Linked DNA regions of Homo sapiens: regions 1 and 3 are each linked to region 2. Evidence: chromatin contacts called from ENCODE Hi-C or POLR2A ChIA-PET data. All regions are on one chromosome and are shown on one strand. Each heading gives the region's core, a stretch centred on a gene start or an enhancer-like site at or near the end of the contact. The rest is flanking DNA. Distances are from core to core; before and after follow the strand shown.

Region 1 (4,468 bases), core at 94-2,593, 2.9 Mb before region 2:
AATCCCCACCCTCAAGGAGCTCATTCTACTGTGGAGAGGCATACAAATAATTATAATACTGTAAGAATATGCACATGAAAAAGCCCTACTGCTACCTAAGCCTCTGTCTGGGATGCCCACTGTCTGCTCTTTTCATCCTGTAGCTTTAAATATTGGCTTCTCAAAGAGGCTTCCTCTGATCATCTAACTCATTCACTCAAATATTTTTTGAGTGTTTCCAGCACTGTTCTAAACCCCAAAGACAAAAGAATGAACAAAACAAAATCCCTGCTCTTATGGCATTTACATTCTAGTGGGGAGAGATTCACATTAAACAAAGATGCATACATTTAATATGAAAAAATAACTCTCTATGAAGAAAAATGAGGCAGGGTAACCAGAGTAGCGGGAGTGCTATTTGGGCAGAAGTCCTCTCTGAGGAGGTCAGATTTCAGTAGAAAGTTTAAGTTGTGGCATGATCTCCAAAGATATTTGAGGAAGAAAAAGACCAGGTGAAAAAGCTTCTAGGACCATCTGTTATTCTGCATACCAGTTCCTTGTTTCCTTCACAGCACATCACAGTTCCTGGAAGTCTTACATATTTATATTTACTTTTATCTGTTCTCCTCGCAAATATAAGCTCCAAGTAATGGCAAGGATCTCTTATATGTCGATGTCAGTGTCCCTGGCCCTTAGAACAGTGCCTAACCATACAAAGCTGATGTTCACTCTATCTGCTGAATGAATAAATAATTGTTGCGCTCACTAATGATAACAACTCCTAACTTTATTACCTGGCTTTCTATTGGAATCCTGACAGCTCCATGAGGTAGCTAAGGATAATAATCTACAGATTTAAAAAAATGAAGCGAAGAGTGTGAGAATAGTCATCAGGTGGGCTTCTAACAGGAAAAGGTCTCAGGGCCTACGGCAAAATTCGGAGGGGGGGTTACGGAAAGGACAGGGTGGATTAGGCCATGGTGACTTGGAGAGAGGAGGCACGACTGGCCATTTTTCCTGAGTCTGGAAAAAGCAGCCTAGTACAAGAAGCTCCTTCGAGCGACCTCCTTAAAATACACTTACCTGGTCTACGTCGTCCGCCATGTTTCAAACCCTGCGCCCTTTCCCGCCTCTCGCGAGAACACAAGAGCAACGTCAATCTCCGGAAACGTGAGGATACAATACACCGGAAATAGAGAGAAACCTGTTGTGCTCTTTCCTGCTTCCCGCAGTTTTTTAGTGGCCACGGGTATGGGGTGGAGCTTCCTTTAGGGGCGTGACTAGGCCTCCAACGAAGGGGCGTGGCCAAGCGCACCGCCTCGGGGCGGGGCCGGCGTTCTAGCGCATCGCGGCCGGGTGCGTCACTCGCGAAGTGGAATTTGCCCAGACAAGCAACATGGCTCGGAAACGCGCGGCCGGCGGGGAGCCGCGGGGACGCGAACTGCGCAGCCAGAAATCCAAGGCCAAGAGCAAGGCCCGGCGTGAGGAGGAGGAGGAGGGTGAGAGCGAGGCCCAGCGGGCTTCGCGGGAGACGCCGCCGGTGGGCGGAGGAGGCCCAGAGGCAGGGCGGGAGTCCAGACGCGGAGGCCTGGTGGAGGTTGCTGCGCGCGTTCCGCGCCGTGGGGGCAGCCCGGCAGGCTGCGGCCGGCCCTCCCCGCTGTCCCCGCGTCTTTGTCCTGCGCACCCAGAGCGGTTTCCCGCGAGCTTCGCCCGATCCAAGCTCCTGCGTAGCTTTTTTCCCGCTCCCCGTTGTCCAGAGGATACAGATGTTCAGGGTTGAACTCGGAGAAGGCAGTTATTTGTGTCCCAGGAAGACAGACGGACGGACCAGGACGTAGAGTGATGCAGTGTGCTGACTCCCGAATGATAACTTCAGCTGAGTCTCACCCAGAGTTCCACAGTGGGATCCCACCTGACTTCCCCTCATGGATATTTGATAGGCTTCTTACATTTGTCATGGGCAATGCAGAACTCATGGTTTTCCTCTTTAAATCTATGCTTTCCTCCGTTTTTCCAGTCTCAATACTTGTTATAAAGCAAAGCCCACCTTTTTCTTATGTCCACACATCCAGTCCGTCAGCAAGTCCAGTCAGTTCAGCCTCAAGAGTGTATTTCAAATTTGTCCACTTCTCTTCATTTCCATGACCACAGCCCCTGTCCAAGTCATCATCACCTTTCAGTTGAGTGACTGCAGTTTCCTCTTTACTGGCCTCCCAGCTCTGCATCCAGCAACCCAAATAATCTTAAAAAAAAAAAAAATCATGCCCTGCTCCTGCTTTAAACTCCCCTTGGTTTTCCATTGCTCTTAGCTTAAAATCCAGTTGTTTTATCCTGGCCTACAAGATACTACATGTTTTGGCTCTTGCTACCTCTCCTGTTTCTCTTACCACTTGTTTCCTTGCCAGATACCCTCCTTATTGGCCTCCTTTCTCTTCCTCAAATATGCCAAGTTATTCCTTGAGTCTTTTCCTTTGATGTTCCTTCTGCCTAGAGTGAACCCCCCATGGCTTTTACCAGGGCTGATTTTTTCTATTTCTTCAAAACTCAAGTTAGACATTCCTTGAGCAAACTAAGGTGGTCCTTCCCAGATACCCCGCGGATACTAAAACCTGTGATGCTCAAGTACCTTATATCAAATGGCCTAGTGTTTCCATGTAACCTATGCACATCCTCCGACATACTTTAAATCATCTCTAGATCACTAATAATACCTAATACAATGTGGATACTATGGAAATAGTTGTCATGCTGTATTTTTTAAATTTGTATTTTTTTTCCCGAAATATATTCATCTGTGGTTGGTTGAATCTGTGGATGCAGGGCCCGTGGATTGGTAGGGCTAAATGCTAAATAAATATTTTATTTATTTTTTATTTTTTTCGAGACAGTGTCTCACTCTGTCGCTGAGGCTGGAGTGCAGTGGCGTGACCTCCGCCTCCTAGGTTCAAGTGATTCTCCTGCCTCAGCCTCCCGAGTAGCTGGTGTTACAGGTGCCTGACACCATGTCCGGCTAATTTTTGTATTTTTGTATAGATGGGGTTTCGCCATGTTGGCCAGGCTGGTCTCAAACTCCTGACCTCAGGTGATCCGTTTGCCTCGGCCTCCCGAAGTGTTGGGATTACAGGCATGAGCCACTGCGCCCGGCTAGTAAATATTTTAAATAATTGCAAAATGCAGGCTGTAGAAGGAATTTCTGGGTCTCCTGAAAAAACTGGGTAGATTAGACTAGGTAACCGGCAAAGGCTATCACACTAGATTCTGTTTCTATACCGGTTATAAATTCATCATCCATTAGGAAATAGTGAAATGGTAATAATTCGTAAACTTAGGAGGTGATTTACCTCATATGTAATATTACGAGTTCCATTTTATTCACTCATTTACTCATTCAAATAACATCTTTTGAGTATCTACTATGTGCTGTACATGAATGAGGTGACATGAGAGATAAACATATCTTGGAGGATCATAGAGTAGTGTTGACATGACATTTACATGTAAAACATTCAAGGCAAAGTGTGCTAAATATTGTGGAAGAAGGTACAAGGCTTTGTAGCTTCCAAAGGATTAATCAAGTTTGACTGGCGTGATCGGGGAACGCTCTCTGAAGTAGTTTGATCTGTGATTTAAAGGATGGTTGGTATTTTAGCAAGGGGTCACAAAAAGGGGCCGGTATTCTAGTCAGAATGTAATTTGGATATATGGCAATTAAAAATTTACGGTTTTAATCTGATGGAAATGCTACCTGTATTCTTCCCAGCTCAACACTTCACCTCGGTTCCAGCTTGGTAGAGCTTCAATTCTTAGTTTTATGCACTTGGGTGAATTATTTTGGACAAATGTTTTAGCCCTTCTGAATTTCCTCTGTGAAATGTAATAACTGCCTTGCGGGGTGGCTGTGAGTTTTCAGTGGGATAGCATATAAAGCCAAGAGCTTTAGCTTTACCCATGTTAGGTAAATTAGTTGGGCTAGCTGGTGTCATTCAGCCTAAACGGAGGTAAAGATGCACCCAAGTTTATTCTGCTAGCCAGAGGAGCTAGCAGTCAGTTCCCAAGGCAGCTTCCAGGATCTGCAGAGTTACAACCTTTGTTGTGGTTTGGTGGTTTTGTGGGGAAGCATAGACTTAGCAAGTATGGTTTGGGCTGCAGATGACAATAATTTGGTGACTGTCAGTGTAGTTGCTAACACTGTAATAGTGTAGGTTTTAATAGCACCCCTGTACATGCAAATGAAGGTGATACTTGGCTGCTTTTGACAAATAGGAGAAAAGAAAACAGGCTTCCACATGATTTCCTTTGTGTTACTAAAGCACCTCTGGTTTCTTTTCATTTCTTCTCTGTGTTAACACCTTCAGTGATATCCATTAATTCCTTCAACAGCTGTTTATTGAGCGCCTACTATTTTCACACACTGTTCCAGGTACTAGGATAATATTGAACAAGACAGATGAGGCACCTGCTCTCATGATTATAATCTGGGGGGAGGGGT
Region 2 (4,838 bases), core at 1,111-3,610:
TCTTAGAGATGAGGAAACTGAAGCTTAGAAAGAAGTGACTTGCCCAGGGTCACAAAACTAGTTCAGTGGCAATGGGAATATTGGTACGCAGCTATCTTGGATCCCAAAGTCTATGTGCGGGTAACATGCTATTGTCCACAGGGCCCTTCACGATGTGGCTAGTGCTTACCTTTCCAGTCACCTCTCATCCTACACCTCCACACTGGCACTCCAGTGAACCACAAGCAGGCCATGCATTCTCACCTCTAGCCCTTTGCTCATCTCACTTCGAACCACTCTTCACCTGTCAGATCTCGTTCGTCCTTCAGGTCTTGGCTAAAGCAGCACCTCCTCACTGAAACCTTCTCTGATGAGTCAGCCTGACTTATGCGTACCCTAAGTCCTCCTCTACCAAACCTCCGCAATAGCTTCATGCCATACCGTTGCTATCTCCTTGGCTTAAAAAAAAAGTAAACTCTTTGAGGACAGGGATGTGTATCTTACTCATTTTTGTATTCCCAGCTTGCAGCGCAGTGCCAGACACACAGCTGAAGCTCAATAAATGTTTATTCTCTATAATGAGATGCTGGCTGGGAACGAAAAACGGAACCTGTGGTTGAGTAATGGAAAGTCCAGTACTCAGCTCTTAAAGGATTTCAAAATCATGTCACATGAGGGCAGGAAGGAGTTGGCCAAGATAAATGGAAGAGGAAGGGGAGATGTTCGAAGCAGCAGAAGCAAAGGGCTATAGGTGACACACACCTGCAAGCAGCTTAACAAGACTGGAGCAGCGTTGGGGGATGGGAAAGCAGTTTAGCAACATGAGCCATTCCAAGACTGGACTTTTCTTTATTCAAGTGTTAGGTCACTTCCTCAGGGAAGCCATCCCTGACTAGCTAGCTTTTATGCTTCCCCCCAATTACTGTCCATCCCATGACCCTGTACGTTTCAGAATCGGAAACACCTACCAACCCTTACTGACAATGCCGCCACCGCCACCACCACCACTATTATTAGAAGGTGCCATGAAACAGGGTTCTTTTTCTTCTTATTTTACTGATAGATCACCAGTGCCCACAATAATGCCAGGCACATAACAGGCAAATATTTGTTTTATTCATTCATCCAACAAATATTTATTGAGCATATATAATATGCTAGGCATTGCTCTATATGCTGGGGATATAACAAAACATGACAAAATTTGCTGTCACTGTTAAGTTTACTATGAGCAAATACATTAAATATGCTTAGCCTAGAGAAGAAAAGGTGAGAAGAGGAAGACAAACTAGCAGCTTTCAATGATGTATAGGGCAATTAAATGCAGGGGTGATTCCAAGAGCCTGAAGGAGGAACAGTGAGCTAAGATTACCGAGTAGCTGCTTTCAGCTCAACCTAAGAGTCAGAACTGGGGGAGGACCAAACAGGAGCAACCAGAAGTAGAAAGCTTTCTGTCACTGAAGAAATCTGGCCAGTGGGCAGAGGTGTCAGAGAAAAAAATCTAAGTAGTCAATGAAAAAGGGAGTCTGGGATCCAGAGGTCCCAAACTGACAGCCACAGATATGACTGGTTACAGTTGAACAGGGTTTTGTAAAAACTGAGTTGCCAATGTTTTTAAACGCCAGAATTACTTGCCAATTTTTAAAAAATGGCATCAGTCGCCAGTGTTTAAAAATCAGGAAACTGCACGCACGTGCACACACACACGGTTTGGCTTGTACTTCTCCAACATCATGTACGTTAGTACTGTACTTATAAAATTAGAAGTTTGACTCTATTTCTGACAAATGTTCTAACACCTATATTTACCTTACCGGATTGATTCTTATTGTGCATTAGTTTCTAACCCTGTAACCAAGGAATCGAGAATCTTCTTTCTCAGAAAGTAAACTTATTTAACCTCCTCACTTAAACAAATGGCGGATTATCATTCCCATTTTGCAGATGGAAAAGCAGCTTAGATGGGGAAGGAACGTGCCAGAGACAGCAAATCCAGACACAGCCAGGCTGGGAATCCAAATGTCCCATCTCCCGTGTTCCAACACTGAAGATTCTGAGCACTGCCTACCAAGAGGACAGGAGGGGCTGACTTAGGAAATCAGCACGAGCTTCCAAGTCAGAAGACCCCGGACTGAACCAGTCTGAGGGGACGCGGCTACAGACGAAGGGCGCCAGCCGGAATCAGTGAGTCCCTGGAGGAGGAAGGACCACCCAGAAACTGGCAGAGGAGGATCCTGAGACTTGCTGTGACCCTCGCCCTCCCTGGCGAGCTCGCCCCTTGACTCCAGGCCTCCAAAACCGGCCCAGCAAGACCCCACTACACCCTCGCCCGCCGCGGCTCACTTACCGCCGCTCAACTTCCGGCAACCACAGCTCTCTCTGAGGCGCGCGCCCCGATGACGCAACGCGGTCCTGCCCGCGCTTGCCACTGGGAAGCGGCGCGCGTGCGCAAAGGAGCAGAGGCATGCCGGGGAAATGCGCCCCTAGCACCGAGCTAAGTGGGAGGAACTTGAGTCGTGAGGAGGGCGGGGCATCAGGGGGCGGTGACGCCCCCGGGGGAAGCGATGGAGAGCGTCTCCCTTACCAGATGTCGGAATGTCTACATTCCCTTCAGGCTTTTAAGAAAGTGCCCACGTTCTCTCTTTTGATTTCAGAGGATGACAGGAATGATCACCATGGTCATTCTCCAGGAGAGGCGGCATCAAACGCAGCACAGGGGCCATCAGGGTGGCAGGTGTGGAGAGCCAGGAGATGAGAATTTTAGTAGGAAAAGGCCAGTGAACGTCGACAGTGACCAACCTGCCTTTTCTAAACCAGCCATCATTCTCACAGCTCCTCACTGTCAGTGAGATAAAGTTATTCCCTCTCAATACTTGGTTAGATACTCTGCGCGTGCAAAGCACTGGACAGGTGTTGAAGATACAGCAGTGATTATGACAAGTTTCTCTGTCTGGCCTGTAAGGCCTTTCACAAATTAACTCTGATATACCACTCTAGACTCATAACAACAAGAGCGATGACTGCTATTAATTAACTAGCCACCATGTTTTCAGGGTTTTACATCTCTAATCCTCACAAGAGTCCTGAAACATATCCCCAAGTTATATATGAAAGAACAGAATCTAAGAAAAGTTAGGTGGCTTGCTGAAAGTTAAAGGGCTTTTGGGCCAGGAACGTAATCTGAAGTTTGTTTGATTCTGGCAAATAAGAAAACAAATCCAGACTAATAAGGATACTTATTAGAAAGGATTACTGCAGGCCCGGCGCGGTGGCTCACGCCTGTAATCACAGCACTTTGGGAGGCCGAGGCGGGCGGATCACGAGGTCAGGAGATCGAGACCATCCCGGCTAAAACGGTGAAACCCCGTCTCTACTAAAAATACAAAAAAATTAGCCGGGCGTGGTGGCGGGCGCCTGTAGTCCCAGCTACTTGGGAGGCTGAGGCAGGAGAATGGCGTGAACCCGGGAGGCGGAGCTTGCAGTGAGCCGAGATCCCACCACTGCACTCCAGCCTGGGCGACAGAGCGAGACTCCGTCTCAAAAAAAAAAAAAAAGAAAGGATTACTGCAAGAAGTGAGAGAGGTGGGAGAGAAGGAACCGTGCAATAGCAGAGGGAGACTATTGCAATAGTGAGATCACTCTGACCAAAACATCCGCAGATGTTTCAATGGTTAGGGAAAAAGAGGGTTCCCCCACCCCCCACCCTCCCCAAAGGCAGGTAAACAAGGCTGGAAACAACCGAATATGGGAAGTGGGATGAAGGGGTGGCTTGATCAGATAGTAGATTAGAGAATGTTTTATCTTGAGGCCAACCTATTCTCAGTAGGGGTTGTGTGTGTCAGTCTCTGAGCCCAAGCTAAGCCATCATATCCCCAGTGACCTGCACGTATACATCCAGATGGCTTGCAGCAACTGAAGATCCGCAGAAGTGAAAATAGCCTTAACTGATGACATTCCACCATTGTGATTTGTTTCTGCCCCACCCTAACTGATCAATGTACTTTGTAATCTCCCCCACCCTTAAGAAGGTTCTTTTATAGTCTCCCCCACCCTTAAGAAGTTTCTTTGTAATTCTCACCACCCTTGAGAATGTACTTTGTGAGATCCACCCCCTACCCCCAAAACATTGCTTTTAACTCCACCGCCTATCCCAAAACCTATAAGAACCAATGATAATCCCACCACCCTTTGCTGACTCTCTTTTTGGACTCAGCCCACCTGCACCCAGGTGAAATAAACAGCCTTGTTGCTCACACAAAGCCTGTTTGGTAGTCTCTTCACACGGACACATGAGACAGTATGCTAGTTCAAGCTGAGAGTAGGTTAAAGTAAGGAGCCTGGGGAAAGGAAAGAAGCTTAACCCAAGTTTGGTTAATAAGCATTTTTTCCAACTGGTCAATGGAGACAAGCAGCTCTGTAATCATTTATGAGGCAAAGAATGGGAATTCAGAAGGACTGTGTTTGACCTTGCCACAGTAAACAAGGGAGGCAACCAGGAGTCATTTAAGTGACATGAGAATGGGTATTTCTTTGTAGTGAACATTTTCTGAAGCACAAAAAGGTTAAGAAAGATTTCTCTTTTTTGCTTTATCTTTTTTTTTTTTTTTTTTTGAGACGGGGTCTCCCTCTGTTACCCAGGATAGAGTACAGTGGAGTGATCATAGCTCACTGCAGACTCAACCTCCTGAGCTCCAGGGATCCTCCCACCTCAGCCTCCTGAGTAGCTGGGACTACAGGTGCATGCCATCATGCCGGGCTAATTTTCTCATTTTTTGTAGAGACTGGGTCTTGCTATGTTGCCAGGGCTGGTCTTGAACTACTGGACTCAAGTGATCCTCCCACCTTCACCTCACAAAGTG
Region 3 (3,678 bases), core at 1-2,500, 2.9 Mb before region 2:
GAGAGGACGCTTGGGGACAGAGGCGGTGTCTGGAAATAGGGTGTGACAGGCAAGGGGAGAGCTGCTAGGACACTCTACCAAAGCAGGAGGGAGGGTGTGTCTGGGGCTGGCTGGGCTCCTAAGCGGGCCCTAGAAGCACTTTCACAGAGGAGGGGAGAGGTGAGTCACCAGCTTCTCCCACACCCAGCGCCCTGGTAGGAGGCGCTGCTTGTTGAATGAATGTTGGGCTTAAATAGTTTCCCGAGAAAGGCTAGTTGCAGGGAGAAGAGGCCTTGAGGGAACAGCCCTCAGCCAGGCCTCCTCCAACCAAATCCTTGCTAGGGGGAGGAGGGGCCCCGACAGTAGAGAAATGCTCCCTCTCCCCCAACTCCTTCGCTCCCAGCCCAGCCTAAGCTTTTTGGAGCATCACAGACTCGGTTTACAGAGACTCCCTAGGGCGGAGAGCTCTCTGCCCGCCTGGACAGCCCTGTCTGTCCATTGCTGGACAGCTCCACTTGGGCTGGATCGCCTTCCTCCCTCCCAAGGGACTGGCGCCCTCTCTGAGGTCGCGTCCAGCTCTCATAATGCGCAAGTTTCAGGGCCCCAAGGTACAGGAGGGAACTGGGAATGCAAGGAGGGGCCGCGGAGAGGCGTACAAGCAGATCCCAGTACGGGAGCAACACCTCCGAGTCCGCCTCCGCACGAACGCCGAGGACGAGGCGAGCCAAGGAACACGGACAAAAGAAGCCTGGACAGGCCGCGAGATGAGCAGAGGGATGAGCTGGCGAAGGCACAGACACGGCGAGCAGAGGGAGATGCGGGCCTAGCCGCACGGAGGAGCTCCAGGCGGCGAAATGGACCTAGAGGACCCCGGGGAAAAGCCCCAGGGCGACGGGGAAGCCTGGGTGTGGCCCGGCTGGCCCGGGGATACTCACATTCGCGGCCATGGTGGGACCCGGCTCGCTGCCGCCGCCTCGCGCTGTTCAGCTAGGAAGTGGGCTGACGACTGGAGCGTGGTGTCCAGCGGCCTCTTGCCAGCCCCAGCTTCGAAAATCCGCGTGGACTCCAGGGCCAAGCGGGACTTACTGCAGTTACCTCCCCCTGTGCCCAGTGTTTCTGCGCATGCGCGCGGCGAGACGTCCTGGAAACTATACGGTCCGGGACATTGCAGTACCTCATTGATGCGCCTGCGCACTGCAAAGCTTTCGGGGAAATGTAGTTTCTACTGCCTGGAGAGCTGTCGAGGAGCGCGCGACCTGCTGGGAAATGTAGTTTCCGGCTGAGGTTGGCCTGGCCGCGGTTGCGAGGGCGCCGAGGCAGGCGCGCGGCGGGCAGGCCTGGGAGGGGGCGGGTCCGCGCGGGCTTCGGAGGAGCCCGCCCTGCCAGAGGAGAGGGAGGTCACGGCGTAAAGGTGCAGCTGCCGCCACCGCCGCTTCTGCAAGGTCTCAGGGACGGGCTGCAGCCATGTCCTATTGCCGGCAGGAAGGTAGGGAGGGCGGGCTGCCACGGAGACCGGCCTACGAGGGCCTGCGGGAGACACGCGGGCCCCGGCGCCCCGCGACCACGCCGGGCGCGGGCCACCTGAGGCGCGGCCCAGGTGCCCACCCTGGGACACTCGGAGGCGGGCCGGCTGGGGGGTCGCTACTCCTGTTTTGCGGATGAGAAAACCGAAGCTCTGGGGGGAACGGGGCTGGTCCAAGGTCACAGTGAAGCCCGAACCCTGACCTCAGAGGGGCCTGTGCGTAGGAAGTCGTAAACTAGGTCCGGTTGGGGCACGGGAAGTGCCGAGCACGTTGCGTGTGGCTCGAAACTGGGAATGTATGGTGGTTAATTATCACTACCGCTCCTGCCATACCCCACGTGTTTACATTTTGCACGCGCCTTTAAAAGGCGCGTCCCGAAAAGTTGCCACTCGGGGTAGCGTGTGCTGTGCTGGAGTGCTAGGAGTTCCACTAACGGGAATGTTTTTGAGCCCCCTGCTACCTGTCAGGCACTGTTCAAGGAAACTTGCCTGGCTTGTCTCACAGATCTCGCTGCGACCTTTGTAAGTCAGGCTCTGTTGTTGGTCACATTTTACTGAAGAGTAAAGTTAGACACAGGAGACATGGCTAAAGCCACTCAGCCAGCAAATCGTGGAGCTGGGGTTTGAGCCTGGGCATTGTGACCCCAGAAGAGCCTTATCCAATCTAGTGCCCAGTGGATTGCAGGGAGAACCCTGCCTACCTCCCACCCCAAAGTTGAGCTCCGACCACCTACTGCTTCCTTGATGTTACTCTACCCAAGAGCTCAGAAGTACCCGAGCCACAGGTCGGAGGGCCTCCCCACACACTGCCACAAACTGGCTCCTTGGCCCTGAGCTCCCACCTAACCCCTCCAGGCCCTGGTATCCAGTGTTGTAAAATGAGATGTTGGGCTTCATTGATACGGCAAATACTCATGAAGCACCTTCTCTGCGCCAGAGAAGGGGGATGGATGGTTATAAAACTACAGAGAGAGTTGGAAGTCCCCCAGAAATTCTTTGGTGAATACTCCAGCTCCGTCAGTTAATTCAAGCAATCTGAAGCCCAGAGAAGGAGGTGGCCTACCTGTAGTTACACATCCAGTTAGGAGACTAGCTCAGCCTAAAATTCTGAGCCTTTTCCCTGGTGGCGCTGTCTGCTTCTAGAACCTCTCCTCCTCTGGGTCGTAAAGCCATAAGACTCACTCTTTAATGAGTACTATTATATTTCCGCTGATTACTACTTAATGTGTGCCATAAGCAAAAGTCCTCTGCCCTCACCACTCTTGTTTTTAATTTCGAGTCTTTCTCTAATTTACTTCATTTAGCAAATAATTTTTGAGCCTTTGGGTATAATGAGGCTGTGCTGATAAACAAGACCCTCCTCTTTGAGGATTTACAGGAGGCAGTTTTCTCTGGAAAGGGGAGGCTAGGTCCATCTGCCTCCAAAACATGGAGCCCTATCTTTTCCTGCTTCAAAGATCTCTCTTAGTTCGGAGAGGAGTGAGAATTGAAAGCACTCACTTATAGGCCTTCCTTAGTATTTATCTTGTGCATACCACTGTCCCCGTAAGAAGTCCCTAACTTCCCCCCCTCCGCCCCCCACTGATCCTTTATGCTTCCCATAGGATTTTTAAAAAATGATCCCAAACTGCTTACTGTATCAGAGCTTATGTGATCTGGCCCTGTCTGCCTTTCCAGCCTGGTCTCTTCCCACCCTTTTGCTGCCCAGCCTCTAGCCTCTTGGCTATTCCCTTGGTTTGGTATATCCTGCCTTCAGCTCTTCCGTGGCTGACTCCTCATCCTTTAACATTTAGCTCCAATATCACCTCCTGACCCTTTGTGTCTTTCACATCCTGAACTGTCTGAAATGACCTTTTTTATTTTTTGCCATCTTACTTCCTGCCTGTCTTCTCGCACTAAGCTGAGAGCATCAGATGGGCTGTGGAATCCCCAGCATCTAGCACAGGGCTTGGTGTACAATGGGTGCCCACATCTTTATTGAATCATGCATTTACCTGCCCTCTGTTCTGAGTGAATCACTTGCCTGTACAAGTTTATTTCAGGGGTCCACCTGCTACCCAGCCTTCAGGTTAAACTCGTTGGTTTGGCATTCAAGGGCTCTCAGCCTCGCACCTGGGCCTTGGGCTAGCCACACTTCTCCTGTGTCAGCACCATAGTGTTTCTTTCTTAGTTTCCTC

Evidence for each region. Hi-C counts contacts between places; a loop is a spot of excess contacts on that map. ChIA-PET counts read pairs that join two places held with the same protein, here RNA polymerase II (POLR2A). Pooled maps may share reads with other maps.
Region 1: a map of naive thymus-derived CD4-positive, alpha-beta T cell shows a loop between it and region 2 (15-fold over the local background). The contact joins the promoter of XPC here to the promoter of ATG7 in region 2. A Hi-C loop is called at or near these places in 2 of 168 maps with a recorded cell type or tissue (both naive thymus-derived CD4-positive, alpha-beta T cell) and 7 of 50 pooled maps. POLR2A ChIA-PET finds 5 or more read pairs at or near these places in 2 of 52 experiments (K562 and activated B cell).
Region 3: a map of OCI-LY7 shows a loop between it and region 2 (11-fold over the local background). The contact joins the promoter of CHCHD4 here to the promoter of ATG7 in region 2. A Hi-C loop is called at or near these places in 3 of 168 maps with a recorded cell type or tissue (CD4-positive, alpha-beta T cell, CD8-positive, alpha-beta T cell and OCI-LY7) and 6 of 50 pooled maps.

The regions. Positions count from the first base shown.
Region 1 is chr3:14,175,476-14,179,943 of GRCh38, reverse strand. XPC (XPC complex subunit, DNA damage recognition and repair factor) reads left to right here and starts at 1,343. Exons shown (of 16, transcript NM_004628.5): 1 at 1,343-1,478. The coding sequence starts at 1,376. It overlaps LSM3 (LSM3 homolog, U6 small nuclear RNA and mRNA degradation associated), which reads right to left and starts at 1,127. Exons shown (of 4, transcript NM_014463.3): 1 at 1,063-1,127. The coding sequence starts at 1,083. RefSeq lists enhancers at 1,034-1,083, 1,184-1,533 and a silencer at 1,584-1,703.
Region 2 is chr3:11,269,919-11,274,756 of GRCh38, reverse strand. ATG7 (autophagy related 7) reads right to left here and starts at 2,360. Exons shown (of 21, transcript NM_001349232.2): 1 at 2,327-2,360. RefSeq lists enhancers at 1,575-2,164, 2,313-2,442, 2,165-2,756, 2,713-2,762.
Region 3 is chr3:14,122,442-14,126,119 of GRCh38, reverse strand. CHCHD4 (coiled-coil-helix-coiled-coil-helix domain containing 4) reads left to right here and starts at 1,250. Exons shown (of 3, transcript NM_001098502.2): 1 at 1,250-1,465. The coding sequence starts at 1,444. It overlaps TMEM43 (transmembrane protein 43), which reads right to left and starts at 1,068. Exons shown (of 12, transcript NM_024334.3): 1 at 915-1,068. The coding sequence starts at 926. RefSeq lists enhancers at 434-723, 156-890, 824-1,023, 891-1,625, 2,394-2,493 and 1 more and silencers at 1,214-1,773, 1,784-1,833.